Linked DNA regions of Homo sapiens: region 2 is linked to region 1. Evidence: chromatin loops called from intact Hi-C (ENCODE). Cell type or tissue: heart left ventricle. All regions are shown on one strand. Links, peaks and the distances in the headings refer to the core of each region. The heading gives the core; the rest is flanking DNA.

Region 1 (16,206 bases), core at 6,078-8,577:
AGATCTTCATTTCTACCTGCTCCCTTTAACAACAACAGCAGCAGCAGCAGCAGCAACAACAACAGCAACAGCAACAGCAGCAGCAACAACAACAAAACACGAATGCTTCTTTTTAAATGACAGCTTCACCAACTCCTAATTCTTTCTTTTCCTACATAGGACCAGGGCTGCCTTTGAGCCAGAGCACTCATGGTGGTGACGGTGGTGTTTAAATTAAGATCTGTGCTGGGTACATGCAGACATGGGTCGTATGCTAGATGGGCCCCTGACTGTGACTCTCAGAATGCAGCCGACAGCAGGCAGCGATTCCTGCTAAACCCTCCTCAAACAACAATAAATATGTGTGTCACACCTGCCAAGGGGCGACGCTCGATGTGGGCCCTGAAGCACGTGGCTTGTAAGGTGTGCGGGCTCACGGTGAGAGTCCAAGGGGCCATCCTCATGAAACAGGACGAAAGCCAGGGAGAACCAACATGTTGAGAAACAGGCTCCCCCACCAGAGCAGCCACAACTAAAACACACGGGAATCTACCCAGCAAGTCATGTGTGAGACCTGACCTAGAAAAAAACCAGAAAAATGGCAAAACAAATACTTAAATAGTCTAGTATGAGATGGGGAAAAAAATACTGCAAAGTATTCCCTCAAATACCATAAACTTACTCCAAATTTATTTATCAATTCAATGGGATTCCAGCTAAAATCCAAGCAGTATGTTTTTAAAAGAGAAACTCAGCTATCTGATTTTAAACTCCAAATGGAACAGGAAATGCACAAAAACAGCCAAGATAATTCTGCAGTAGAAAACGAGTGGAAAAGTAGCGACTCTGCTAGCTGGGTACAAAGGTATAAGGATTAAGCCTCTAGGATAATAACACAGAAAATGGAATTTATACACACATACATTTATAATTATGTTAATTGTAGCATTTCCAATCATTGGGGAAAGAGTCATCTATTCATGAAATGACGTGGGAAAAAGTGAAGTTAGATCCTTACCCCTATACTAACTACAGAAATCCCAAATGGATTAAACACCTGAAAGATAAAAACAAAAACACAAAACCACACAGGTATTAGCAGATCCTAACTAACACAAAACAGTAAAATTTAGAAGTATATAATATTAAGGCAAGGAGAGATTTGCCAAGTAAAACATGAAACCAGATAGCTGTAAAAGAAATAACAGATTTCACTACAGAAAAATGAAATATTTCTATATGATAAGCCTAAACCCATGCCTAGCCTATATCAAGAATTCCAACTTATAAAAAAGACAGCCAAATACGAATGTTAGGAGAAGAAATGATCAGAGAATTCACAGCAGAAACCCACATGGCCACTAAGTATTCTTAGCCTAAATAATCATCAGAAAAATGACAATAAAAACAAAAATCAATCATTTTAAATCAGTGTTGAAGAAGATTCTAGATAGAAAGTGGCTGCTCTCAAGGTTGGTGGGGTGGCAAATTGCTAAAATCATGTTAGGAAGGAAATTGATCATTTTCCATCAAACTTAAAATGTCATATCATTTGGCCTAGAGATCAACCTTTTCCATAGCAATGCGTGTACTAAGAGACACATGTATCACAGCCCTCACGGTAGCACAGCCTGTGATTGTAAACACCTGGAAACAGCCTCTAGGTTATCAGTGCAGAAATGGCTGAATAAATGTTGGTACATTCATATCGTGGAATATGACAGAGCTGAAAAACACAGGGTATGATCCAGTTCATGTTAAAGGCTGAAAAAAAACACACACAGGCCCATATAAATGCTGAAAGCGTGACAAAGAATTCAGAACAATGAGTTAAAAGTTATCCCTGCAGAGGGGCAGTGAGAGGCAGCAAAGGGTTAGGAAGGAATGTTTCCTATTTTACCTGCTAAACTGATATTCAGCACATATATATTGTATAAAGAGAAAGTATGTTATTATGACATATGAAAACAGGCATTCAGCAGAGAAAATGATAAAAAATTTTATAAACAAGTAACATGTTTAGATATATGGCACCTGATATATTATTATCTAATTATATCCTGTAATGCCAATACAACAAACACTTAAAATTAAAAAATTATAAAAATAAGGGCAATGCAAATGAAAGAGCATTGGGTAAACTTATTATTTGCTATTGGGTAACTTATTTTGGGGTTGGATCACCCAATGGGTGAACAAAAATCCTTCGGGTTCCTTTTGAGAGAGTGAATCATCTTGCCCAGGAAATAAACATGCCATTTGTATCTGCATGCTTTTCAAAAATTTGTATACTTTACTAAAATAAACTAAGTAATAATAATGACAGATAAAATCATTATTAGCAGAAACACATCCAGAGTACAATGGAAGTGAGAGCCACACATTTTGGATGCACAGTAAGAAATCAGGCCAGGCAAAATCAATCCTTACAGCATGCACACACACACACACACACACACACACACACACACACACAAATCAGGCCAGGCAAAATCAATCCTTACAGCATGCATGCGCGCGCGCACACACACACACACACACACACAAACACACACACTCTCTCTCTCTCTCACACACTGCATTCACCAAAGGAGCATTTCTGAGGACCATGGGGTCTGGGGGGCAGGGTCTCTGGCCTGGTAAAAGCCACTGCTAGTAGCACAAGGCCGAGAGAGGATATGGAGGGAACACAGAGTTATAAAAGCAAGCTGAGCTCGAGGTGCAGACCTGGGTCTCCTCCTCTGCTGATCCTCCCTCCACAGTAAGATGGGCTGAGACAATCTTGGCAGATACACACACCGGGACTTGGTGGCCTCCCTGCTTGAAGAGTCCCTTCTTGTCACTCTGATTCAATAGCTTCTCTCTGAAACAACTCTATCTCTTTCCTTGCTAAATTAAGCGAATACTCCAAAAGTATAATTTTCACTCCTCAGGTTCCAATAGTACATACTACAAATTCCGTTTCCGCATCTTGGATGGGAGACCAATTAAGTTCAAGGATTAGAAATACTGTAAGATACTGGCTCGGACCAGCAATTTGTTTTAACATGATTTCTCCACAAAGGTCGTGTCTACCTCTTCTCTTACCTGTAGCTCAAAGTTGGCTTGATCCAGAAATTTTTTGTTCAGCATATCTGCATACTGATTAATTGCTCGCAGGAAGACTCTGAAAGATCAAGAGAAAATTACATAATTACACACTTACGCTCTGGCACTTCGGTAGGTTTGGCATTTCAATTAGATACAATCCCAGACTGTCTGGAATGTGAACTCTCCAAGTCTTGCGCAAAGCTGTGAGGTTTTGCCAACGAAAAGATCACGGAATTATATGCAGATGTTCTCCAAATTAATCAAGGAAATTAGCACATGCAGGATGAAAGAAACAGACCAAAATAACAGCTTCTGAAAGTAACATTTGAAAAGTATGACTTAAAACAAAATCTAATTAAAAAAAAGAAAAAAAAAGGTGCAAATTAAATCGTTTTCTCAAGTTGCCATGTCTTAATGTTCTATGATTCCACTGATCTTTGCTTAGCTGGCTTTTTCAAGCTACCCAGTTGAAAGCACTCTTCGCAAGGAGCTGTCAGGCTTGGAAGAGGTTGCTGCAATATCTCCAGGCTTGGAAGCATGGCTTACGACTTCAGTATCATTGGCCTACTTTCCACATGCTAATTTTGACCACTATTTTACTAGAGAAGAAGTTAAAAGCTTTAGTAGACATGAAAGTGATTTGACAAGAATTTTCTCAGAAATTTTAATTTCTTGATTCATTGATAAAGTATAATTTTAACACTCTATAATACCATGACTTTATATACTTTTTGTAATGAAATATACAATTTGGGCGATCACACGTGACTCTAGAATACCAACTCTCACATGCTTGTTCATTCAACAGATTTGTTTTATAACGCTTGAAAGTGCTTACAATACTAAAGCTTCGTCCACTACTTTTTAAATGGCCCTTTTCCCTTTGCACAAAGGCAGGATGTAAGAGGAATTAGTATTAGGTCACAGATGATAAACCTAATTCCACTTTCTCTATTTAGACAGCAAGGAGCAGCCAGAGTAGAAGGGAAATGTAGGTTACTTACTAGTAACTGCTGTCCTCTGACAGCATTATCTCTTCAGCCAAGCGTGCCTGGAGAAGCTCCCCACGCCCTGGCCATGTCACAGCCGCTAAAAGGCAGTGAGCCAGGGAGGAGGGAAGAAGAAATTCACCACCTGGGGTTTTAAGGAGGTCTCCATCGCCACCTGCCACCACCACCTCCCGCCCATCACCCGCTGTCACTGCAGATTCTCTCACGCTCACACTGCGTGCCGCTCTGAGAAAGGGATTCGCAGACATTATTTCATCAAGAAACCTATCGGCTAGCTCTGGGACCAAAACAGCTGTGACAAAGGGCCTGTGACAGAGTTTGCAATTTTGGTCACTAAAGAAAACTGCAGGTGGAGTTATTTGACTTCTTCCCCGGGGACATTAAAATATAACCAGAAAGGAGGAATTAGTGTTTCTAAGTGACTATTAATGGAGGGACGCAGGCATTGCTGCCTTGTCCATTAACCAAGAACACAGGCTGGGCAGCAACATTCCTCAGCCGCAGGGTTGCCAGATTTTGCAAATATAGGATGCCCAGTTAAATTTGAATAAAGCTCTTATTGCTGAATTCTGTAATTGATTAGAAAAAAAAAGCGGAATACAGGACATTTAGAGCATCCTGACAAATTAATAAAGGATCCAGGACAAAAGTTGCAAAATTCAGGACATGCTTTGCATATACGGGATGCCTGGCAACTCTAATCAGCCCCCCAGTCTTGGGATGGGGTCTGTCCTGTCACCTTCAGCCCCCAGAAGTACAAAGTATGAGCTAGAGAGATGGTCTAAGTAACCCACCTGACCCTTGGTAACTGTGTTGAGAGAGCCTCTGAGGATGTACATGCAGCAACCCCAGAGATCACAGAAAAGCCCCCAAGTGTCAGTGGAATACAACACCTTCTTGTCATTACAGGGTGGGCTGTGCCGTGATGCATAAGGACACGGGGCTTCTGACCACTAACACAATTTTTTTTCCCCTTAATTTTTTCCTTCAGGTTTAGAACTCTGCTATTTGCAGAGTACCCTAGGGTCCTTATGAGCTTTAAGAAGACACTCTTTCCAGCCCTCTATGACAATAATGACCAGTTTACTAAAACACACATTATTATTATAGGGTAATTATTGTGCCTCAAGATAGCACCCAAACAGTTGCAATATGCTGCTTCGAATTAAGCTCTGGGACAACTGCAGCTAGTTAAATAAAGACAGTTCTCAAAATGACTTAAAGAAATATGTCAGCTGGGCGCGGTGGCTCACGCCTGTAATCCCAGCACTTTGGGAGGCCAAGGTGGGTGAATCACGAGGTCAGGAGATTGAGACCATCCTGGCTAACACAGTGAAACCCCGTTTCTACTAAAAATACAAAAAATTAGCTGGGTGTGGTGGCGGGCACCTGCAGTCCCAGCTACTTGGGAGGCTGAGGCAGGAGAATGGTGCGAACCTGGGAGGCGGAGCTTGCAGTGAGCCAGGATTGCGCCACTGCACTCCAGCCTGGGTGACAGAGTGAGACTTGTCTCAAATTAAAAAAAAAAAAAAAAAACTATGTATGTCATGCTAAAATAATGTGAAGGCTGAACAAAAACCTTTTAAGAAACTGACGACTGAGAAAGTGCAGGGCTGAGAGGTAGATTCTGTAATTCAGATTCCCTATAAATTTTTTTAAATGCCGGGACAAAAACAACGTGGAAATTCAAGTAGCATGAGGAAAGCTGAAGGAAAGATCAAATAAAACCATAATCAGTGCAGTAAACAAAGATCAGATGATGCTTGGGCTCAATGCATCAAGGGCTGCGTCACTTGCACAGAAACTTCCAGGACATGCATAAATGATATCCTACAGCCCACACCTGACGGGACGGAAACACAGCTATGCCCCGGGCCAATCACCCAATGAGGCAAGGAGAAACATAACCAGAGACTAACTTTTAGGTAAGAAAATCTATTAGTCGGCCGAGTGTGGTGTGGGAGGCTGAGGCGGGCAGATCACCTGAGGTCAGGAGTTCAAGACCAGCCTGGCCAACATGGTGAAACCCCGTCTGTACTAAAAAAAAAAAATTACAGGCTGGGCATGGTGGCTCACACCTGTAATCCCAGCACTTTGGGAGGCCAAGGCAGGCGGATCACAAGGTCAGGAGATCGAAACCATCCTGGCTAACATGGTGAAACCCCGTCTCTACTAAAAAATACAAAAAAATTAGCCGGGCATGGTGGTAGGTGCCCGTAGTCCCAGCTACTCGGGAGGCTGAGGCAGGAGAATGGCATGAACCTGGGAGGTGGAGCTTGCAATGAGCCGAGATTGCACCACTGCACTCCAGCCTAGGCGACAGAGTGAGACTCCATCTCAAGAAAAAAAAAAAAAAATTAGCTGGGCCTGGTGGTGTGCACCTGTAATCCCAGCTACTCAGGAGGCTGAGGCAGGAGAATCACTGGAACCCGGGAGGCAGAGGTTGCAGTGAGCCGAGACTGCACCACTGCACTCCAGCCTGGGTGACAGAGCAAGACTCCATCTCAAAAAAAAAAAAAATCTATTAGTTACTGTAATTCATAAGTTATTTCTAATAAATGTGAAAGTAGGGAAAATAAGAAAATCATATTAGAAGCTTTTGCATACCAATCCGCTTTCTGTTACAGAGGAATATGAGAAGGATTGCAAGCTAAGCCAAGTGTTTGGATGGGAGGATGCCTTGCCAAATGAAATGAGGGGCTCCACACAGTGCAGGATCATAGTCCTTTGCCCAGCAGGCAATTCGAGGGCGTGTGGGGTATGAATGCGCCTGACTCTGCATCCTGACAACTCTATCTGTGCTGGACACTGCTGGAGTTGGGTTTAGGTAAGAGAAGCCCTCCAGATTGTGAGTAAAGCATAGGTATCTCGAAGGCAGTGGCAACACCTGCTTGTTCACCTAAGTGTCCTCAGTGCCAAGTCAGCATTTGGTACACAGTATATGCTCACTAGGTAACTGACACAGGAATGAATGAATAAGTGGATGGAAGAGTAAGTGAATGAATGAATGGATGAAAGAGCTGGCTCAGAAGGTCAGGCTCTGGCCCAAATGAGAGGCCTCAGGGAGGCTAGAGTATTTGGTTGCCCCTGGCTCTCCCTGAGTCCTTGCAGAAAACCGTGTAGGTTTTCTGCGGTGGGATTCAGCTCTCTTCAGGTTCTTCTTATGCAAACTTCTCATTAGGGATTCCACCAGAAATGCCAGAAACTCAGGGGGAAGGGATCAACCACCTTGTGAACCACACAAATTATGTCTTATTCTGAGCCAGGAGAATTAATTAATTAATTTCTAAAAAACAATAACAAATGCTGTGAGAATTAAATGCTTTCAGGAATGCTGTCCTAAAAATGGTCAAAATCTAAGGAAGGATTATTTGTAATCTAAAATTCAGGAGATAAAACCAAACATACAAATAAATAATCCAGAAAGAATCACAGGCAAATTATGTCAACCTAAAAAGATTCAAAAAGCCGTAAGGTCTAGAAGCCTGTGAATTTTATTTTTAATGGCTCAATGGAGAGAAATGTTATCTCTTCTTGGTAATTGATTCCTGTCTCCAGAAAGTCAGAAGCATCATTTTTATCAAACTTGTCATAACATTATCCACTTAAAAAAATGTGAGGTCAATAAGAAAGGGAGATGGGTTCACTCCCAAGCCAATGCAATTAAAGCAACAACAAACCAGTAAGCTTTCCTATCCTGGACATTTAACCCCATTAGCAACAAAAACTACTAATTCTTGACAGTGTCAAATATGAGTTTAATTGTAGCCTACACATACACACATTTGTACAATTAAAGTCTTAATTCAAGTATGTCTATCTATCTATCAATGGCTTCATGTCCATTTAAACGTGGAGCTACCTGACCTTCGGAACGTTGTTCAACACCACCAAGAAATGAGAAGTATGTGAGGGAACAGACATGTTAATTCATTTGATTTAATCATTCCACAATGAATGCATGTATCACAACATCGACTGCATACCATACACATACACAATTATTATTTGTCAATTTACAATAGAATTTTAAAAATGTTAAAACAAAAAAAATGTTGCTCAAGTTTTCGAGACCCTCATCTTCTCCACTGACAAATGAAAGCACTCAACCCCAGTGCCTCTAAGCTCCCTGGAACTTTGAACCTACAGGTTTTGTTTTTTTATTTTTGAGATTAAAGGTAAGGAAGAGGCATCACCACATGATACAAAGTTATCTGAACACTGATATGATCTCCACTGACACCTTACAAAATGTAAAGTCGCATTTGGTAAAAGAGAAAGACAAGCCCTGTGAATTCTGCAGTTCTGCGCGTCTTTGGGAGACAGGCTGGTGTGGCCGGCGAGGCTCTGCCTGCAGGAGGCACCTGCCAAGGTCCAAGCCTCTCTGCAGCATGAAGGTTCTGGAGGAGGTCCCGCCAGCCTTGCTTTTGTTCTTGAACAAAAAGGGCGGGTGGATGGATGCAGTGCGTGGGCTCCAGAGGGAGATCATCCCCCAAAGCTGCCTATTTGGAAAGCCATGTGCCAGTAACAAAAGTAGCATAGTCCTAAATAATTATATGTTAATTGAGCTGAGGGGAACTTAGCGAGTGAAAAGTAATCAGGAACCAATTTAACTATTCCAGGCTCCTGGCACAATTATAGGCCCTTGCTTATGACAGACCCTCAGGCCCTTCTAGCACCCCTGTTACCCAGTGTTTGCTGCCAATAAAACAGAAAGATGAGGAGCCTCATTACTACAGAGGGAGAATGTGGAGAAAGGCAGGGAACTTCCAGGGGCTTGCACAGCCCCATTTCTCACATTGTGAAGCTGTGGGGGTATTTAAATTCCTTCCCTAAACTTACTTTAAGTTACATAATTAGCTTGTACACTTCAATATGAGGGCATTTAAATCCCTTGGGCATGAAGACAGGCTGCTTTGGGGGTGGAGACGATGTATCTTTTAACACAATGTTTTACCCAAAATGGGTGGGAAAAAAGGAAACAAATTAAAAGTGACACATTCCTCCATCCCTGCAGAAAAATGAGTCTAGCAACACATTCCTCCATCCCTGCAGAAAAATGAGTCTAGCAACAGTAGCTGGGAATTTGCCTTCAAATGATTTCTGCATAATTCAGGGATGCTGGGAAGAGGCAAGTTGAGGTGAAGTGATAATAGAGATGCAGAGAATGTCACTTCAGTTCCATGGGAAGGAGAGATAATGAATGCTTCATCTCAGCCGCTCCGTCTCCTGGCACCTCCCCACACTTGGCAGGGTGGCTCCTTCATCCAGGTGGTGACTCACATGGCCAGAAACTTCCTACCTTGGGACCTTGACTGGGAAACAAAAACCATATATGTGGAAAGAAGTGACTTCTAAGAACGTCCCCCAGTATCACAAGGGCAAAGTAATGCAAAGCTGGGGGACTGGGTGGGATCTGCCTCGTGTCTTTGGGATTTGGGAAACGGTGGGAAGACCAATGTCACTAGAAAGTTTTCGGAATGAGGTGAGAGAGATCAACTGGGCCAGACCGTGAGAGACGGGGATGTGGGGCTCTGGAGTCTGCATATTTGCTTGTGGGCAACAGGGGTGGAGGGGGTGCCTGAGGATTTTAAAGCGAGGAAGGGACCTCTGGGGTCAGGAGCAGGGAAGCCAAAAGATTTCATTGCTATTATTTCCTGTCTGCACTACAGCGAGTTACTTTTTTCCAAGATTCCCTTTCTTTTCTTTTTCAAATCAATAAAAGCTTAAGCCTCCATCAAACTCTTAACTAAAACCTAAAATGCCCCAGACCTTTCTTCTGGTCAGCCCTGCTGGACACAGGCTTGGGCTGTGATGCCAACAAGAATACAGAGGATTCCCAGGGTGCGTCTGCTCTAGCCTGAGGCCGTGTCATCCCCACTTGGGTCTCCATGAGCCGAGATTACTGGGCCCTTGTCTACCAGTCTGATGCCTAATAAACAGAGTGACGTGCTGGATGCATACCATCCCAGTTTCCACCAAAACAGCATTCCTGGCCAAGGAATTGTCGTGGGCCAAAGGTAAGAAATCCTGAAAGTAGGCAGTTCCCAGCCACCGGTTCCTCCATCCTCTCCCACACGACCACCTCTAGTTTCTGCTGCTTTGCTGCTAGGCATTTGGTGAGCACCCCCTAAGTTCCAGACACTGTCATTGCTTTCACACAGATCATGTTATTTCATGCTCACAAGTCTTGCGGGGTATGAATCACACAATATTTTACAAATGAGGAAATGGAGGCTTTGGGATGCATATGCCACATCGTGTATACCACCCATTTATCTGTTGATGGACACTTGAGTACTTCTACCTTTTCGCAACTGTGAAAAATGTTGCTATGAACATCAGTGTACAGATCTCTCTTCAAGTCCTTATGTTCAATTATTTTGGATAAATATTGAGAAATAAAAATAAAATCCTAAGTTTCCCAATGGACTGAACAGACTCCTTCTTGGCCAAAGGGACCCCAGAGAAGACTTAAAAACTGAATCCGGGCCGGGCGCCGTGGCTCACGCCTGTAATCCCAGCACTTTGGGAGGCCAAGGTGGGTGGATCACCAGAGGCCAGGAGTTCAAGACCAATCTGGCCAACATGGTGAAACCCCATCTCTACTAAAAATACAAAAATTACCCGGGCATGGTGGCAGGCGTCTGTAATCCCAACTACTCGGGAGGCTGAAGCAGGAGAATCGCTTGAACCTGGGAGGCAGAAGTTGCAGAGAGCTGGATCGCGCCGCTGCACTCCAGCCTGGGTAACAAGAGCAAGACTCTGTCTAAAAACAACAACAAAAAAAAACAAAAACAACAACAACAACAAAAACTGAGTCAGCCCATGACCATGAAGAGATGGGAGGTTGGACCCGCTTCAGTATACCCTTTCCTTAATAGCCTTTAACCAGAATTCTCTCCTAAGGAGGAAGCAGAAACTGGCTCTAGAAAACAAGAAGCAGACAACTCATTCCTATATCACCTTTAGCCACTTGTCTGAGCCATAAGTGGACTCCCCCTCCCTCTTTGCAGTTTCCACGTGACAGCTTGCCAGTTTGACACTGCATGCCCTCCTGCTGAGAGGCTACCAACTGCAGGGTGGCTCTGGCCAGTCGAAGGAGGATGTGCAGTGAGGGTTTTCGTGGCCTCTGTTTGAACTTTTGACATCAGAGGGCCAAAACCTCCACCCTTGGGTCATCCTAATGCTGGTATTTTTTTGAACACGGGACCCACGAAGAGGCATGGCTCAATCACACATGTGTGTGTTTCTCCTTCATTAATATTCATGACTTCTTCTATAGCTTATTGATTATGTATACTTAGCCAACCCACTCAGCATAAATTCCTGTCTCATTCCTCCTCCCTGGAAGTGCTTGCTCTTGGCAGAAGCTGGAGGCTACGCTTCCTGGTCTGCGGAATGGCTGGCCTGCAGGCTGCAACCCTTTATGAGAAATAAAGCTCTGCTTTCCAAATTTATGTACCTTATGATTCTTCAGTTGATGATACCCAGAAGTGGAATTGCCAGATCATCTGGTAATTCTATTTTAAAGTTTTAGAGGAACCATCCTACTATTTTCCATAGTGGCTGTGCCATTTTACATTCCCAGCAACAGTACACAAGGGTTCCAATTTCTCCACACCCTCATCAACACTTGTTATTTCCCTGTTTTTTTTTTTTTCTGATGTAGCCATCCTAATCGGTGTGAGGTGGTTTAAATAAAGTTTTATTAGAACACAGCAAAACTCTTTTAGTAGGGATTAGCCAGCCATTTCCCCACTACACTAGCAGTGCTGAGTAGGTGTGCCTGTGTTGGTTCTTTAAAGAAAATTTTGCCAAGGCCTGAAAAGTTGTGATTCAATTCTGATATGTCCTCTCTACAAATTTTGAAGAGTTCTTCATCTACTTTCTTTTGGTGGGGAGTCGGAGAGTTCACACCTGTTTCTAGGTCATCAGAAAATAAAATGTGTTGATTGAAAAGACCTTAAAATGCTCCCTCCAAAGCTTGGAGCCGATTAGCCACTAGGAGCCCCAACGCGGAGTTAGCAAGTGTTAGGATAAACCAGTCTGGAAATCAAGCTTAGAGACAATTAGCCACTAAGAGCCCTAACGTGGAGTTAGCAAGTGTTGGGATAAACCAGTCTGGAAATCAAGGTAGGCAGGTACCCTCAGCTTCACCTCCAGAGCACCAAGCCTGTCATCACTAACAGTCTAATTTCAGGATTGTGTTTTCAATATCATAAGGCCACCCACTCTCCCTCTACTCTCCACTACTTGGTCCTTCTTATTCGCCTCTACCTCCTCCCAATCCTGCCTCGTCCACCTATTTCAACTTCACAAAATAAATGTTGACGGATTTAGCAGCAGCTTGGGTAATGAAAAAACCATCTCCAAGACAAACACATCAGAAATGTCCAGCAGCGAACATCAGGAAGTGAGAAGTCTCTACTGCTGGGGGAGGCCGCGAGAGAGGGCAAAGCCTGACTGTAAGACTCCATCCCGGCAAATAAAGAAGGGTCTTGGGTCGCCCCAGAGTCCCCGCCCCAGCACCCCAGTGTCTGCTCGCCCCAGCACCCCAGTGTCTGCTCACCCCAGAGACCTCTGCCCCAGCACCCCAGTGTCCGTTCACCCCAGGGATCCCCACCACAGCACCCCAGAGACCCTGCCCTAGCACCCCAGTGTCTGCTCACCCCAGAGACCTCCGCCTCAGCACCCCAGTGTCCATCCCTCAGGCCTCCTCCTTCCTCTCCCAGGCTCCTCCTGTTGTCCTATGATCACTAATTGGGTGAGTGAAGGACAGCCATGGATGGGCAGGGGAAGCAGGGGAGGTCAGGGTGACCGTGCCCCACCCCTCGGGCACAGGACAGGTTGTCCTGGATGCTCTGCTTGCCGGGGTGTAGGAATGTGTGTCATCAGCTGCCACTGGAGTCTTTTCCTAGTTCCATATACATGGGGGATGGGAACAGGGAGTTGAGAGTTTCTGCTTGGGGTGAACAAACATTCTGGAAATCAACAGTAGTGATAACTGAGCAACACTGTGGATGTAATTATGCCATTGAATGATACACTTATAAACGGTTAAATGGCAAACTTTGTAATGTATGTATTTTTTCTTTTCTATTGTGGTTACATATATATAATATTTATTTATATATATAAAATCACAATAAAAAAGAAAAAACACAAGAAGGAAAGAGGGCATGTTTCAGAAACTGCAGGCATGGGACTCATAATTTTTCTGTTCATATCTGTACCATTGGTGTGACTCAGTTTCATGATTAAAAAATAAATCAAAACAACCCGGGAATAAGAATCTCTAACCTTCACTTCCCAGAGAACCAGATCTCTCTGGAAGTAGGTGGGGCATTAATAAACAAGCATAAACAAACACACACCCAGACGCCCAATCACGACAACCAGAGACCTCGCCTCCCTGCCATCCCTGCCATCCCTCTCGTCCCTGCCGTCCCTCGCATCCCTGCCGTCCCTGGCGTCCCTGCCGTCCTTGCTGTCCCTGGCGTCCCTGCCATCCCTGGCAAGCCTCTGATCACCAAACACCACCCAGGACAGAGGTCCCTGCAGGCAATGGCCCCTGGTCTACAACAATACAGTGAGGGTCCATCTGTGCAGAATCTTTATTCCCCACAGCATCCAGCAACGCATCCTTACAAAAACAGTGTAAATGAATCCTAGTCAGCCCAGAAAAAAAGGAAGTAGTCAGAGGCCTTGAGCAAACCATACGGTTCAAGGCAGAAATGCTTAAGAGAAAATAGGATCCTTACAAAAGAGAATGCTGCTTTCAAGGTATTTCACGCTCAGCATACACCAGTGATGCTTAAAATTTATCCGGGTTCATTTTCAAGACCTGCTATGGACACTGCAATCATTTAGCATGCTCATGTCATTTGCTGAAGGCTCATTTGCCATAGGCTGAAAACTGAGACCGATTTTTTTTTTTTTTTTTTTTTTTGCCCATTTGTAGGAGCCTAGGTGCTTGCTACCTGGCAGGTGGTGACGTTGTCCACATTTTCCCATTCTCACTGGTGCTTGGCAACTTCTACTCACTACGCATTTAGTTTCACTCAAGCCAGGCCTGGTGGGTCTCTCTATGTGGGGTGTGCCCTTGGAGAAGAGCTACAGGAAACACACAAAGAAATGAAGAACTAGAAAGAGCAGGAGCCTCAAGGTCATAAGTGATCTATAAGTGACAGGTCATATTGATTCATGTCCTGTCACTTATAGGCTGTGCAACCTTCCTCAAGTTAATAACAGCTCTGAACTCATTTTCCTTATTGAGGTCTTGAGAAGAAGGAGATTAGAAGCCTCAGTGTCTATAGAGAGGCTGGGTCCTACCAGCTGTTCAATAATTGGTAGCTACTGTTGAAAGCATGGTAAAGATACAAGAGATGGCGGCTTCTGTCATTTTCTTTGCTATGTGTTTCCAAAGAGGTCTCCGAAGGATCTTCTCAGCTTGCAGTGGGCAAAGTTTAGTGGTGAAACTTTTTTACGGAGAAAGTTTCAGTGGTGTGAATAGAAGATCCAACCAGCCACAACATTCCCTCAAGCCAAAGCCTAACTGAGAGCAAGGCCCTAAACTCTGTTCAATTCTGGGAAGGCTGAGAGAGGTGAGGAAGCTGCAGGGGAAAAGTTTGAAGCTACCAGAGGTTGATTCTTAAGGAAAGAAGCCATCTCCATAACATAAAAGTGCAAGGTGAACAGAAAGTGCTGATGGAGAAGCTGCAGCAAGTTCTCCAGAAGACCTAGGATAGACCATTGATGAGGGTGGCTACACTAAAAAGCAGACTTTCAATGTAAATGAAACCACCTTATATTGGAATATGTCATCTAGGACTTTCATATTTAGGGAGAAGAAGTCAATTCCTGGCTTCAAAACTTCAAAGGACAGGCTGACTCTATAGCCGGGGGCTAAGGCAGCTGGCGACTTTAAGTTGAAGCCAATGCTTATTTGTTATTCTGAACATCCTAGCGCCCTTAAGAATTATGCTAAATCTACTCTGCATATGCTCTATAAATGCAAGAAGAGAGCCTGGATGACAGCACATCTGTTTGGAGCATGGTTTACTGAATGTTTTAAGCCCACTGTTAAGACCTGATACTCAGAAACAAGATGCCTTTCAAAAATATTACTGCTCATTGACAATGCACCTGGTCAACCCAGAGCTCTGATGGAGATGTACAAGGAGGTGAATGTTGTTTTCATGCCTGCTAACACAACATCCATTCCACAGTCCATTAATCACGAGCAATTTTGACTTTCAAGTCTTATTATTTAAGAAATATATTTTATAAGGCTATAGCTGCCAGAGATAGTGATTTCTCTAATGGATCTGACCAAAGTAAATTGAAAACTTTCTGGAAAAAATTCAGCATTCTAAAAGCCATTTAGAAGAGTCATGATTCATGGGAGGAGGTCAAAATATCAACATTAACTGGAGTTTGGAAGAAGTGGATTCTGATCTTCATGGTTGACTTTGACCGGTTCAAGACTTCAGAGGAAGAAGTAAATTCAGATGTAGTGGAAATAGCAGAGAACTAGAATTAGAAGTGGACTCTGAAGATGTGACTGAATTGCTGCAATCTCATGATACAACTTGGATGGATAAGGAGTTCCCACTCATGCTTGTGAGCAAAGAAAGTGGTTTCTTGAGATGAATCTACTCCTGGTGAAGATTCTGATAACATTGTTGAAATGACAAAGGATTTAGAATATTACATAAAGTTAGTTGCCAAAGCAGTTGGCCGAGTTTGAGAAGATTGACTCCCATGTGAAAAGAAGTTTTAGTGTGTGTAAAATGCTACCAAACAGCATCACAGGCTACAGAGAAATCTTGAGTGAAAGGAAGCATCAAATGATGTGGCAAATTTCACTGTTGCCTTATTTTAAAAAACTGTCATAGCCACCTCAGCCCTCAGCAACCACCATCCTGATCAGTCAGCAGCCATCAACATTGACGCAAGACTCTCTATCAGCAGAAAGATTTAGATTTGCTGAAGCCTCAGATAATTGTTAGCATTGTTTAACAATAAAGTATTTCTATTAAGGTATATACACTGTTTTTTTAAGACATACTTTTCACACTTAATAAAATACTTTATAGTGTAAACATAACATATATGCACTGGG
Region 2 (16,206 bases), core at 5,977-8,476, 220 kb after region 1:
TCTCATCTATGCCAAGGTGAGCCAAAGTATGATTTCCTTCTCCTAGGTAGAAGATGCCAATCTTGGAATGTGGCAATTTAAGGCACACAGAATCCTTCTCAAGACAGCTTCCTGGAGTGGGCTGAGGAGGAACAGGAAATGAAAAGCAGGTGCAGAGGCCCCACTCTGGGACGCATGGCTATAAAATGAAGGGATGCCATGGTGTAAGGATCAGAGGCAAAGCAGGTTTGGGTTTCCATTTGTTCTTTCAATAAGAGCAGAGGAAGGATGTTCAGAAAATAACAGAGCAACAGGGAAACAGATACAAATACAATGAAAGGTGAAATGCAATCCCTAATTGTCTCTTCCAGTTGGGAAATCCAGCTTAGCTGGAGCATCATCCACTCTCCAGCATGGACTATCTATTTACAACACCAGTTCTGTGTTTTGACACTAGCCCAGCCATTCTTGTTTCCTTTAAACGCAGAGCACAAGAGGAGACAGCAGTGCTCTAAAACCTTAAACAGACTTAGCCGGTTTTCAGGATTTTATATTTTAAGACTTACAACATTAAAGATACATTAAAACATGTTTTGCATTAATGTTTCTTTTATATAAGAAAACTATAAGCATGCAACATTGGAATGGTTCCTCTAAGTACACAGAGCACACTTAGAACTTTCCCAAGAACTACACTGTAATGAAGGACTGGGGAGCAGGCAGAGAGAAACAAAGACTGAGAAGAAACACAAACCCCTCTACTCCCCTGTCTCCAGCGGATCACATGTGGGCGGCTCATGGCCAAGGCCTTCCCCAATTCCATTTTTTGTTGATTCGCCAAGAAAGGAGTGAGAGCAACTCCATTTTTACAAGAAGTTTTGTCCAATTAATATAGGAAAATAAGAATGTACCTGTTAATTTCACAATGCCAGTAGTCAACACTTAGGCAGAAGAAATGTATGACGTGCTAAGAGCTGCACATCTTCTGGAAAGAGGCCAGGTCAGCCTCGAAGGCTGTGGTGTCTGGAATCCCACAGGAGGTCAGTGAGGGAGAGCACAGTGCCAAGATGGGCTGCCCGTGTAGGAGACTGCCCTAGTGTTAGAGCCACCCGAGAACAAAGCCAGTCTAAGAGAAATGAACAAGAAAATGACCTCATGGGAGTGAATCCAGCCTGGAAACGCTAACACATGGGACACACTATTTCCACAAATACCCCCAAATCTCAATGCCTTTCCTATAGAACCTCGATGTTTACAAACTACATCCAACTTTAGTGACTCTTGAGCTGCTGACCTTAACCACAACACAGCATCCGACGTAGGGTTTAACTCCAAATGCTCTAGCCCAGCTGGCTGGAATGCTTCCTCAGCACACCCTTATCTGAGCCCCGCCCTGCCAGCACTCTTCCTCGTGGTGCCCACCATAATATCTCCCAAATGAGTCCTCTTGCCCTTTGGCTGGAAACACATCACACACTGTGCCAACCTCAACATGGGGAGAGCCCTGGCCCAACCCTGTCACTTGGTCATCCCTAGCACTGCCACCATTCTGGAAAACAAGCTGAATTTCCAAGAAACCTCAGAGGCAGCAGTTAGAACCACTAAGACCTGAGCAGGTAATGACAGCCCCTGACAATGTGACTAAGGAAAAAAATGACTACATAAGCTTAGAAGCCGTCTTCTGAAGCAAGCTTAGGACGGACCCAAGAGAGGGAAAAGGTCTAACGGACCAGCCAGTACAGGCTGGAAGGAGGGTGTGTCCATAAGTGATTCCAGAAAATCAGAGGAACATAGCACTGGGCTCAGAAACAGCAGAGCTGGCCCTGTAGGCTCTGGTACCCAGATGTCCTGGCCTAAATTCATCCCTCACCGCACCATTTATCTGTCATGCTGGGTAGGCAGTTGTGATCTGTGCTATTCTCAGAGCTAATTGAGTGTGCTGGTCTCATTTGTTAGAATTACTCTGGTGAGAAGAAAGAGGTGTCTGTCTGTTCATCTTTGGCTGGAGGATGCTATCAACCATCTTTGGTTACCTGGTGGTAACGTTCACCATCCACCCCACCTGGAGGACTGCGCTACCTTCACCTGTTTGCTATCCAGCCTCTCCTGATGAGAAACAACAAAACTTTTAGAAATGTCACTGTCATTTTGTCCCAATACAGACATTTCATTCACTAAGCCCCCAAGAAGATGTAAAAAAAAAAAAAAAATTGTTATAACCATCCTGATAGACCAGAATCCAACTGCACCTCAGCCTTCATGACCCAGCCATCCATGGCCAGTCAAGATCAAGTGGGGAGGTGGGGCGATGTCTACTTTAACTGTCGAGACAAAATGAGATGCTGCTTGAGGAAGGACTGTGTAAAAAGCCATCCAACATGCCTCAGTGAGAGGTCTCCCCCGGCACCATCAGCATCAGGAAACTCCACCCCGACCCCAAAACAGAACCAGGTCACTGAGGAGGACCAGGCTGGCAACGAGGCTCTTTCCCTAAAGGCCAAAGGTCAGTCTGCCCATGCCAGGGATTTCAACCATGCCTCCAGGCAGAGGGTCACACAGGCTATGGCACCTTACAGTACCGTCCGTCACCTGGTCCACAGCAACCCATCCCAGGCCCCCAAAGAAAGGCAATTCCCCAGAGCCACTAGGAGAGGGTGGGAGGACCGAAGCTGAAGGCAGCAAAGCCAAGGAGTGCACCTCCCTGGTGACCTGTGATCTGCTGGCCTCAGCACAGCCCCCACTGGACCCAGGTACAGGAAGGCCTCCAATGCCCCGTTATCGGAACACTGAAATACTGATTGCTTTAATTATCTGTTCCTCCTTGCTGATATGCAATCTCCATAAGAGCAGAAGCCTTCCTATTTTTCTTAAATGGCATATCCAAGCACATAAACCAAGGCCTGATGATAGTGGTGGTATGAGTGTGTGTGTCTTGGATTAACTTGCAATTACGCACATGTGGTATCAAACTAAAGTCTGCAGTTAAAAGCAGGTCTGCCACTCTCAACCCTCAAGAAATGGTAGCTGTTAATAACAATAATACAAATATCAGTATACAAAGTCAGCCTTTTCAACTAAAAATATACAAAGAAAACTAAAGCCTTACAGCTGCACTATCCAGTACAGTAGCCACTCAGCTGCCTTCCCCAAAAGCAAAAACATAAATTTCTTAAAACCTCATTTTTTAAGGGACTTCTCTTACTCTATATTTCTGTCTACAGATAGGTTTTTTCAAGAAGTGGTGGGAGTACACGTTTTAAGTAACAGTAAGACTCTTGAATTTTGTCTTAAGATAGCAAATCAAGAGCACTGAGGAACGTATACTACAAAAACAGACAGATGGACAGACAGACGGACAGATAGACACACACACACACACACACATATACATATACCCTACAATGACCTATCTTAAAGCATGAACAGCTGTCTCTGGCAGCCAAGGAAGAGGAATCTCCTATCTTCCTATGGACAACACACCTAAATGTCCTGAATACTTTTCCCATGGACAAAATGTCATTTCTACAGGTTTGGCACTGATAGTCCCATTAGTTCCAAAACAGATGGCCTGGGAAGCCAACAAATAATCCACCAGGAGAAAAAAAAAAAAAAAGGAGGAGGGGTCTTATATTTTAAAGAAAAACACATCATCTTTTGAATACTCTGGAACAAACACTTGACCAGAAGTCCAGGAACCTGGGTCACTTTATGGGATTTGGGGAAAGCCTTTTAATCAGTTTACCCACACGTATAAAGAAATAATGCAATCCCCCCTGCTGGCTCTTTGCTTTGTATCTAGAGCGTTTAAGAGTTACTTAAACTCTCTAGGTCTTAATTTTTCTAATGTGCAAAATGGGGATGCTGTTGGTCGTCTCCCAGGTTGACTGAGAACTAAATGATACGATGTGTGTATTTAGCAAATATGAGCCTACAACAAATGGTGGTTAACAGAAGGTATAGTATTATACAAAGTCAGCTGTTCAACTAAAAGGACACAAAAGAAAACTAATACCTCAGAGCTGTGATACCCAACATGGAAACTTCTGAGCATGTGAAATCTAATTAGTGCCATGGAGGAAAGGAATTTTTAATGTTATTTAATTGTAATTAATATAAACTCAAATGTAAAAAGTGCTACTTGATTTACTTGTTAGAAACCAATGTTTGGAACAATTGGGGTATGTGAATCTCATTTTTCAAAGGTAAATTATATTCAATGATGAAAATAAAGATCAAGTGTCTGGTGAAAATTTCACATCCAAACAGAGATGTGCTGTAAGTGTAAAATACTGGACTTCAGAGACTTCATATCATAAAAAGAATGTAAAATATGTATCATTAGTAATATTTAGAGAGAATTCACGTTGCAGTGATGTTTTAGACAAAATACATTGCTAAAATTCATTTCATCAATTGCCTCATTTTTTAAAATGTGGCAACTAGAATATTTTTAATTACATACACGGCTCACATTCTATTTCTGCTGGACAGCACAGTCTCAGAGAATGCTAGAAAGCCGATGTTAAAGACCTTGTATGTGACTTCTCATTTTTATGAACTGGCATTTATTGTAAGCAGAGTCATGGCCACAGCTCTCTCTTATCAGACACCCTGTCACACGTACGTGACTCCAGGACCGCCAGTGCTTGTCAGTGCTGACTTAGGCTACGGTGACCTACGAGGAAGCTAGAATCAGCTGGCACAGCTATCCTGGTTTCCTCTGCCATGCACAGAGCTATAAAGGTAGCCAGGCTCCATGCAAATCAGCTGTGAGGATCACACCAGCCACCCTTTCACGGCCCTTCCCCAGTGTGATCCACAATGATTACAGACAGCAATAATTCAACATCTGTTCATCCTCAGCTGCAAGGGCCGAAGCCAGGATGATTAATGCTCTGGTAATGAGGACAGAGTAAAAAATATTAATCTTTATAAAAGGTATTCAATAAGCATTATCAGCTTATAAATGCCCAAGCAGAATATCTGACCATAACCCCATTACAGCTCTACATTAAAGCAAGATGCAAATACAAGAATGAATTTGTCCATTGAAAACATTCATTTTTATGAACAGAGTAATGTACTTCTTAATTTTTAGTTTGGTCACATTAAATAAATGATCCATAAAGTGCATTTAATAACTCTGTGTTACATAGAACTGAGATCCAGAATAACACTTTTCCTAAGAATTAAACAGTAAGAATCATATACATGGGGGGTGTTTGCTATTCATCTTGTATAGTCAATTGTCTTATTTTCCAACCATCTAAGAATCCTGGACCCACAGGTTTCAACATGTTCACGTGCTTTCCTCCCTCCATTCAAGTCTTCAAACAACAGAAATACAGAAGACGGTGCCGACACTGGAAGGAATCGCAGAGCCATCTCCTTAGCCCCACACTTCACAGATGTGGGAGCTGGGAGCTGAGTGAAGGGACCTTCAGGACTGCACCTCTACGCACCATCGGAGTCAGAATTATTAGATGTCTATTCCGGCCGGGCGCGGTGGCTCACGCCTGTAATCCCAGCACTTGGGAGGCTGAGTCAGGAGGACCATGAGGTCAGGAGATAGAGACCATCCTGGCTGACACAGTGAAACCCCATCTCTACTAAAAATACAAAAACAAAATTAGTCGGCCACGGTGGCAGGCGCCTGTAGTCCCAGCTACTCAGGAGGCTGAGGCAGAAGAATGGCGTGAACCTGGGAGACGGAGCTTGCAGTAAGCCGAGATTGCGCCACTGCACTCCAGCCTGGGTGACAGAGCGAGACTCCGTCTCAAAAAAAAAAAAGCCTGATTCCTCAGCTGGAGCCCCCAGAGTAAAGGACCCATGCAGGTACACGTGTGTGTAAACCTGTATGATTCAGGCATTTTTACATAACAGACGCAAAGCAAATTTTTCAAGAATCATTCTAACCTAACAAGTCATGAAAGTTAGCAGTACCAGAGAATAAATCAACATCAAGTTACCCTTGGTAGGTCACTTTTCCTTTCTGCACCTTAGTTTCCTAGTCTGTAAAATGGAGTAAACACAAATGGCCTGTACAGTGTTTCTGTTCCAAGCTGCCCGACAGTACCTTTTACGTGTTCTGACTGGAACAGGGCCACTGGGCAGAGGGCTGAAATTGTTAGAAATGCGGTAATCTGCACTTCACTCTTGAGGTATTCAGTATCATGGAATTTGAAATGAAAAGGTGACAGAGCAAGTAAAAGGGTGTTGGAAATTGGAAGGAGGGGGCACAGTAGCACGTGGACTATTGAACAACAGGAAAAAGAAGTTTGTCAAATATATGTTTTCTGGACATCGGCACAAGGCTTTGTAAAAAAGCGAGCCATCCTTTAAAGGAAGGCAGTGGGGGAGCAGATATTTTGTATCTTTTACTCTGGAAAACTAAGGATTAAACTTCCATTACTCTGTTAGTAACAAGTTGTCAGAGGGAAGAAATTAAAGAAGAGCCAATGGAGAAAAATTGCAAATGAGTCCCATTTATCAGTAGATGAAAAAATTGGCAAGATGCAAGAAAAATGCAGAAAACACTGTGTGAGAAGAATTGGTCAGGCAGGAAGTCTGTTTTCTAGGTGGAAGGGGGTACATCAAGGATGTGGCTTGTGTTAAGTTCAGAAAGAATTTACAGGGCTGTCAGTCTGCAGGCAGGATCTCACCACATGGAGGATGAGAAAACTGAGAGAGAATATACAGGGCTGTGGAATGGTGGGTATTTTTTAAACCAGGAGAATAAAGGTAGCAAAAAAACATAGGTCTTGGCCCATGTGGTCCTGCACAAACTCCCCTCCTGGTTGCTCTGACAATAAAATACATATGTCAAAACCCTATATTGTGTTGCAGTTCATCTTAGCGGAAGGACTGTGCACCCAGGGAGGAGTTTATGCCCAAGAAAAGACAGAGGTCCTAAAGCAGAACCTAGGAGACTGCATGCTGACCTGGGGCTCTTTCCACTGTCCCAGGCTAGTTACTGTAGACAACACATCATGCAGTTACAGAAATCAGCTACCAGGAGCTAGAAGAAATCATGTACTAAAGAGACTCAGGGACTTGCTTTCCTGGTGCCCAGTGTGCACATGACTAAATACAGCACAACCAACACAGTCTCTTCTCAGATCGTTCTTCTTGCATTCAACATCCAGCAACAGGAACAGAAGCCCACCCAGAAGTGACAGCAGAACTCAACAGACGATGATAAAGTTTACACCAACTATACCATAAACTGTTGGCACCACCAATTTGATCACAGATAAAGGTCCCACACAGAAAGAAGAGAAAAACTATTAAAACTCCATGAACATATAAGCACAACACTGTATACTTTATACATTTAATTTATTTGTATGTTTATTTATTCACTTATTTGTATTTTGTCTTGCTCCATATGGCATTTGAAGTAAATTCAGTTTTCAGAATGCATTACTCATATGGTGGGTGTGAAACAGTTTAAGAAAAGAGTGGGCTGATAGATTTGTAAGAAGCCACCTCCTCAATCAGCACCACGGCGGTGGACAGCTCCCTGCCAGGCTTCTGGCTGAACTCTGGTGTCCTTATCTGAGCATTGAGATAATCACTCTTTTCCAATTCTACATTTTTAAGTAGATGACTCTGAAGACTCTCAAAGGAAGCAAACTCGCTAATCAATGGTTCTGAGCACACGGAAGATATTCAATGAATTATGATGGAATTGAAACAGAAACAATTAAAAACCTGAAATTGAGTTCACCCTCCTACATTCAATAAGTCATTTCTAAAATCCTGCAGTGTTATAACAAATGGTCTTTTCAAAAACATATATAATGAAAGACAGAGAATGATATACAGAATGAGGGATGAAAAAGGTGCAGTATTACAGATAAAAAGTTTTCTCAAGGCATGAAAGAAACAGAAGAGAAAATGATGTTTACATTCCACCATTATTTAAAAGAATCAGTCTTCAGGGTTCACAGCTGGTACCGTTCATCAGAAGTCATCAGCACAACTATCTAATTAAAGTACTGCAGAATGCTATATGAGTGGTACATTAAGTGAATGTGGCAAAATTGACCCCAACCCCAATTTTTCCTTCTGCACAACATCTATCAAGTTAACAAAACTACTGCAGAGTAGCTCCAGGTTTAAGATCCCTTTCGATATATTTCTATTTTCCACAACAGTAAAGCTCAAGAGATTTTATTTTGGTTTTTTTAATCAAAAATGCTTTTATCAAAACATTAAGAAGGTATATTATGGGTTTGTTTTAAACACGCAACTTTTCTATAATTTAAGGCATAATAAGTTTATTAATAGGGTAATTTTTGAGATATAAATTTCTATCATGGATCAAATCACAATGATAATAGTGTAGAAATCTGACTTCAATATTTCCTAATAGCTAGTCCCAGTAAGTGTCTGGGATTTTGCCCTCAGATTTCAAAGGGCTGCTGTAACTAATGTTTCCACCATTAAAAAGGAGAGTTTTACTCTGCTTGATAACTAGAAGAATCATTCACCTTGAAAATAAGAATAAGGAAAATAATTTAAACTTACCAGGCTTACACTTTCAAGAAGCTCAAAAATGAAAGCAAATGAAGTTTGAAAAGACTCATGAACACTGTCTACAAGGAGCCTGTTTGCTATAGTGAAGGGAGGAGCCCCAGGAGAGCCAGGGTATGAGGGAATGGCCTCTTTCCCATTCCTACTCACTGCCAGAGTCCAACCACCAGAAAAACAACAAACAGACAAACAGAAAACTACACAGAGCAGGCTTACAGAAAAGCAATCTATCTAGAGTATCCAACTATTTGCAAGACCAAAAAGGGGTAGCCTTACCACTAAAATTTACTCTCAAAGTCTCATACTCCCATCCAAAACAAACTAAGTGAGGACAAAATGATAAGTACACAGTAAGCTCCAAAGAAAACCTGTCCACTGCTTTGGCCACTATAGAAATGGGAATATGGAAAAATTATACCTTGCAAAGCAAATAAGTGACCCAGTGTTCATTGAAACAAGCTTCCCAAAGCTGTCAGATTCAGAAAGGGGCCAGTGGGTGAGAGAACATGTTCCAGGAGGACTCTCACCTCCACTCAAAGGCTTCTTACAAGTATAGCCAATGCTCTTTACTAACTTAAAAGTCAATGTTAGCTCAGCTTGATTCATTTTATTCCAATTTCTATAACATTAATGTTACACAATTTTGTGAGCTTAAATCCTAAACGTCAGTGTTCTAGTGTTTAATTACACTAAAACTTTTCATTTCTATAAGATTTAAGCTTTAATTTTCACAGCTTTTGTCAGCTATGTGGGCAACAATATAATCACATGGAAACAAAGCTACAAATGCACAAATGATGAAGCTTTGACTTTTCCTTCTCTTTGTATCTATCTTGCTTTGAAAATCTGCTCACTCCACACCACAGATTATATGCAAGAGTCATCTTTTGGTGAAGCATGTAATCTATCAACCAGCTTTCAAGTAGTCAAGTCACATGGCGAGACAAAGCTTAAAGCCATCACAGCCTATTGACTCTCACACACACTGCCCATTCACTGACTCACACACAGTATGCTAATGCATCACAGGCCCTCTACCTCAGCAAAGGGCCAGGGGTGGGAACATCCAAGGTGGATGCCTTATCAGCATGGGGATCAGCTCCTCTGCACAACCTCTTCTTAGGAACACTGTTTGCCCTCTGTATTACCACCATACATTTAAAATGACAAAAAATGGAATGCTGTGATGGCAGAGATTTGCCTCAAAATATCTGGGGGACGGGCATATAGATAAGAAAAGATGGACTGGCCGGGCGCGGTGGCTCATGCCTGTAACCCCAGCACTATGGGAGGCTGAGGAGGGTGGATCACGAGGTCAAGAGATCAAGACCATCCCAGCCAACACGGTGAAACCGCGTCTCTACTGAAAATACAAAAATTAGCTGAGTGTAGTGGCATGCGCCTGTAGTACCAGCTACTCAGGAGGCTGAGGCAGGAGAATCGATTGAACCCGGGAGGCACAGGTTGCAGTGAGCCAAGTTCGTGCCACTGCACTCCAGCCTGACAACAAAGCAAGACTCCATCTCAAAAAAAAAAAAAAAAGAAAGAAAAAAAAGGATCATGAGTTGATAATTTGTGGAGCTGAGTGATGAGTACACTGGCATGCATTACTCTCTTCTCTCTGCCCTCCTGTATATTTGAAATTTTCCATAGTTTTAGCCAAAGGTATAGCCAAAAGGTATCTTGAATGCACAGATCTGAACTGCACCCCCCTCCTATTTCCAGAAAACAGGAATGATTAGATCAGATGCAAATAGAAGAGCATCTTGATTTTATAAAACTGCTCAGAGAAGACTCTTCACACCTCAAGTCTCTCACTCTTCTCCCTCTCCCTTTGCTCCTGATGTTACTCCTCCTCTAAGACCTCTCCTTTCTCCCCTATGATCAATTCATTCAATGCTAAGACAAGGAAAGATTGCCAATTTCCCCATGTGAATCCAAACCTTTACCTCCCTTCAATCAAGTCAACTACACATGTGTGTAGCTGGTCCTGCTTCTTTCTCTGTACTGCCTCCTGGTTAGGAATACCCATAAGCATTTCATTCATTCAATAAATATCCATTACAGGCATGCTGAAGCCAGGCATGCGCTAGGTACCAGCAGAAGAGCAAAATCTAGATGAACAAGGCCCAGCTTGGAAAGTTCTCATCCTATGGAAGGCCTACAAATAAGCAAGTAAGAAATACAATGATTCCACATGGGGGGCGTGCCATGAGGAGCCATGAGGTGGCATGTAGGGGGCTTTTTAAGCAGGGCAATCACAGGCCTCTTGGAAGAAATACTCTGTGATGGTTAATTTTAAATGCCAAATGACTGCACCACGGATGCCCAGAGAGCTGGCTGAACATTATTTCTGAGTGTGTCTGTAAGGATGTTTCCAGCAGAGATTAGCATTGGGATTGGGGGACTGAGTCAAGCATGTCCATCCTGCAGAGTGTGGGTGGCCATCATCTAATCCTTGAGGGCCTGGATAGAACAGAAGGGCAGAGGAAGGCTGAATGCTCTGTGAGCAAATGGCCGCAGTGACGCAGGCCTGGTGTCCTCATTCAGGCCAGTCCCACATGGACTGGACCACACAGAGCTGTCTTGCTTTGACAAGCCCAAAGACGTGCCTCCTATGAAGCCCAACAAACTCAGGATGCACCTACGGTTTCCATGTTCTCCAAGAGAGAGAAATGGGGAAAACAAGGCCAGAAACAACCAAGGCACTGTAAGGCCTGGCCTACTGGGACCCAGACCTGGCAACGAAAGGCTTTTCTGCAGAGGAACAACACCAGTTTCAGAATTCACTGCCAGCCTCTTGCAAACAGATCTACTTGTCATTATATCAGGCGGAGATAAAAAGAAATGTTTTAGTGCAAAGCAACCAGTGGGTCTCTTTCAGTGAGTAAGGCAACACACAAGCTGAGAAGCAAAGACTTGGGAATCTCACTTCACCCAGGGAGCCCCCACGAAGGAGCCTGGAGGACACATACAGTGACACATTCTGAACACATCCTCCAGAGGATGTTTACTAAGGGCAAGTGCATTCAGTGGCACATGCAGCTAAATCCAGTTATACCAAGTTCTAGAAATCTGAACACAAAGAGAGTTCATTTGACTGATTCCACTGGGATCAGGAAACAGGACAAAAACAACCACATTTGTACAAATTAACAAGAAACAGGAAAAAAGCATGAAAATCAGATTCAACATGTCTCATCAGAAAACAGTTTGGCTTTAAATTGTTATACCAAAGGTGGCACAGAATATTTTGCAAAAGTAATGACATCTTTTGTAAGAATGGACCAACTGGAAGATTTCTGGTGATAAATCTCTCCTGACCAGGAGGTAAGATGTCTGTTGGCTGCTTTGAACAAGCAGAGAGCTTGCAGATGAGAAAAACAGGTTGTTTTAAGAAAAACGCTTAAAACTCAAAGACAGTAAATGGGACCATTTTCACGTTGGCCAAAGCATTCCGAAATGCTTCTAGGCAACCACTAAGCATTTAGAAGTACATTTGAGCTGCCAGTTACAGCTTAGACAACTTCTACTGATGGGGCAATTCTGGGGCTGCTTGTAAGACACGAAGCTTCGGGCTAATTTTGGTTCATTTAGCCCACAATAATTTGGGATTCATATATTTCATACAACCTCATTTACTACATTGGGTACAACTTGCTTATACTAAGATCAAAATCCTAATTCCGTACTTAAAAAGATGACAGCAGGTTAATTATTTCAAAATATTACATGACCTGGTAATTCCATATTAAACAAAGCTAAGCAGTTATTCACATCCTGCATACTTCCAAAACAGGACTTCAGGCTGTCTAAGATAAAAGGCTTAGAGAACAAGAATGAAACAGAAATGGGGCATAGGAAAGAGGGACAGAACACAATTACAAACACCTAAGCTAACAAAATCATCGAATATAAACAGTAAGTTTCCTTCAAGCTTTCTACGACCTAAAGAAATGAGCAAGTTTTAATAGAGGAAAAAATATCTGGGGTCAGGCTCGGTGGCTCACGCCTGTAATCCCAGCACTCTGGGAGGCCGAGGCGGGTGGATCATTTGAGGTCGGTAGTTTGAGACCAGCCTGACCAACATGGTGAAACCCCATCTCTACTAAAAATACAGAAATTAGCTAGGCATGGTGGTGGGTGCCTATAATCCCAGCTACTCAGGAGGCTGAGGCAGGAGAATCATTTGAACCCAGGAGGCGGAGGTTGCAGGGAGCTGAGATTGTGCCATTGCACTCCAGCCTCGGCAACAGCGCAGGACTATGTCTCGAAAAAAAAAAAAAAATCTAATTGAATCTTTCATGGCTTACATCCTTATTCAAAGAAACTAAATGACATACAGAACAAAGTTTTGCAACAGAAATTTAAAAATATATGTAAATATATCCTGAAGAAGATCTTCGTTAAATCAACACTTAAGAAAAATCAAGCACAATTCATCGACAATTTACAACAATTGTTATTCATGGACGGTTGACACTCATTGACAGCTGTTAATTTGATGAAGATACTGATGACGGTAGTGCTGGTGATGCAGTATGTCGCTGTGTGTGTCTTGGCATTGAATGGTTAGGAGCATCAGTAACCCACCTAATAAGACCCAGATATAAAATTTTCGGAGGATTTTACTTGCTGTGGTACAAAGCTTATTCACTGTAGGAGGAAACCCTGAAGCAGGGTGCCTGGCCATCACCTCTATCATCAGCCTTTCCTTAAGCCCCCTAGAGTACCCAAGTCTTGGAAAACACCTGGTGAGTGGGCAATTCAGTTTCCAGTGAGAAACTGAAATATGGACAGTCAGGAATAATAGCTCAATGGAGCGTCATGTGCTTTGAGTCCCAGACCATGGTGAGAACTGACTTTCTTTTATGAAAGTAAGAAGTGGTTTCTGACTAAAGAGAGAGGTCTACATGGAGGGGCTGCAGAAAGTCACCCACTTCTTGGTTTGATGTGTTTTTTTCTAGAGAAGAACACTCTCACCTAAATGAAGTCAACATTTTCTTTCAATATTAGCCTTAGCAACACGTGTACACTCTGGTGCATTTTATAAGGTTAAGCCAAGAAAGAAGATTAAAATTCGCATCCCAGAAGGCACAAAGGACCAAGCCAAGCACAGAGTGTGTTCCAAACCCAGCCCGTAACTTAACAGGGACATCCCAAGTCTGGGATCCGTGAAAGCACAGGGGAACTGAGAACAACACCAAGAATGAGGACAACAGAAAATGAATGGAGCAGCCAAATGTCCAGGCACAAATGGAATCGAATAAATCCATGCTTCTCAGTCAGAATGTCACTCAACAGACTTCACATTTGCCTCCAATAAATGAGGAAGTTTGTGGAATTATGCAGAGGTTTTAAGCTTTCAATAAAACTGCTTGACAAGGGTAAAATATTAATTTAATCTGTCCAAATAGAAAAAAAATGATTACTAAAAAGGGCAGGGAGATAACATAGGGAAATATAAAGTGTTCTGCAGGATAAATGAGTTGAAGAATCATTGAAATTCTTATTACTTTGAGTAGGATTTGAAGAAATGCTGTCAAAGAATGCAAAGTTCAGAATAAGATAAAACCATTACTTTCAGATTTAAAGAAAACTCGAATTCTTTTCCTTGCAATCATCACAATGGAGCGAAGTGATTGCCTCCCCAGGACAGACAACCACATATCTTAAAGGCTACAATGTATGCTGATTACCCTAGGACTTTGGTGTATACCTAAATTACAAACTACGAGCTTTTGCCTTCATTTCTCAATGATCTATTACCTGCATTACATGTCAATTACCCTTCTCTTGTAAGGGCTAAATCTTCCTGTCTTGTAATACAGCAGTTTTAATTGGTTGCAGCCTCTACTCCTTTTGTCAAGAAGAGGCAATTCAGAGGGTCAATGTCTTCAGAAAATAAATAACAGGACAAGTGAATAATTCTTGGGGTTCCACTCACCATGCTGTGTGAAGAGGTCACTGTGGACGATTTCGATCAAGCAGTAGAGTTTCTGGATGGTCAGCAAGCCCATGGGAACATTGAGGATGAATTCAGTAAACATTTTGCTGTGAGGAAAAACACAAGGGAAATAATTTTGAGACACATAGCAAAAGGATCCAATGTTGTTACAATACTGAGATATAGGTCATCACATGGTCATTAATGTCACCAGTATGTTCAACACAGCCTCTCATGCACTATGGGGTCAATAACTCATTCCAAGAAATGATGTTTTGAAAGTGTTCGTTTTCACTTCACAATCACTAACGTGCCTATAATCCAAAAGACAGACAATAACAAGTGTTGGTAAAGATATAATGAAATGAGAACAGTCACACCAAGCTGGTGGGAAGGTAACACAGCACAGCCACTTTGGAAAACAGTTAGGCATTTCCTCAAAATGTCAAACATAGTCACCATCCACTTCCAGGCATATACCACCTCCCCGAGAAAAAATGAAAACATATATCCACACAACAATTTGTCCATGAATCCAAGTGGCATTGTTCATTATACTGAAAAAGTAAAAAAAACACGAAGTCCATCAGTTAATGAATGGATGAACAAAATGCAGTATAGCCACACAATTCATTTCCAAAAACAAGGAGGCACTGATGCTAAAACATGGAGAAACCTTGAAAACTTTATGCTAAGTAGAAGAAGCCAGTACAGAGGCCACACGTTGTATGATTCCAGCTCTGTAAAATGCCCAGAAAACACAAATGTGTAGAGAGAGAAAAGAGATTCGGGGTTACCTGGGCTAGGAAGGAAAAATGACCAGAAATGGACACTGGGATCTTGCTGGGGTTATAAAAATGTTCTAAAATTGGACTCTGGTGATCACTGCACATCTTCGTAAATATACTAAAAACCACTGAATTGAACCGTCTACAATAGGTGACTTTATCGTTTGTAAATAATACCACAATAAAGCAATTTTTTAAAAATACACTTTTACAAAAGGCTAACAGACCTATGAAGAAATTTTAGAAGAGCTCTTGTTAGTAACTACATAAACACAAATTAAAATGGGCAGATACGGTTTCACCAGTCATACTGGCAAGGTTCTATAAAATGGTAATTCCCAGTACCAGCAATATTTTGGGAAAACAGACACCAACGTATACTGGTAGAATGTTGGTTTTACCTTCTGGAGGGGGACGAGTAGATAAAATCTACTGAAAATCCTTTAAGAAAATGCAAAACCAAGTAATGCCATTTCTCTTTTTATCCTAATGATATAAAATAGGAGCAGAAACTACAATTAAGCTACAGGAAATTTTATCCTAGCATTTTATAATATATTTTTTTTAAAAAAACTTGAATACAACTCAACAGCCATCAGGTAGCACAGTAGCTAGAGGCCTGTTCTTTGTATTCAAAAAGCCCGGGTTGGCCTTGAACCACTGCCATTTACCAGCTGAATTATCATGGACAAGTTATTGAGGATAAAATTCGGCTAACAATAGAACCTATGTCATACCATTGTTGTAAAGATTAATGGACTAATACAAGTGCTTTGTGCAAAACCTATTTTACATGGTGAAAGCACATAATAGATGCTGCGTCTATTGTTGCTGCTTAAAGATAGGCCAGCATGGGATGGATCGGCATGAAAGTTACTAACAATGATGATGCAGAAGATGCCCTCGTGGCATGGGAGAGGAAGATGTCTTAAGTGCAGGAGCTGATCACAAAGA

What was found. A loop is a pair of places that touch in the nucleus more often than their neighbours do. Peaks named below come from ENCODE experiments on the same cell type or tissue, not always from the same donor. Only the 100,000 strongest peaks of a DNase experiment are listed, where the experiment ranks them.
Region 2: it touches region 1 in a loop (2.4-fold over the local background); 1 of 110 quality-filtered maps calls a loop at or near these places.

What each region holds. Positions count from the first base shown.
Region 1 is chr10:127,325,945-127,342,150 of GRCh38, reverse strand. It overlaps DOCK1 (dedicator of cytokinesis 1), which reads right to left. Exons shown (of 52, transcript NM_001290223.2): 30 at 3,067-3,145. Among named protein-coding and RNA genes, the nearest start is that of INSYN2A, 140 kb to the right of the region's middle. In heart left ventricle, for the core only: no CTCF peak of the experiment used is centred there; no DNase peak of the experiment used is centred there.
Region 2 is chr10:127,108,613-127,124,818 of GRCh38, reverse strand. DOCK1 (dedicator of cytokinesis 1) reads right to left here. Exons shown (of 52, transcript NM_001290223.2): 25 at 14,465-14,571. Among named protein-coding and RNA genes, the nearest start is that of INSYN2A, 80 kb to the left of the region's middle. In heart left ventricle, for the core only: no CTCF peak of the experiment used is centred there; a DNase peak (open chromatin) is centred at 7,498.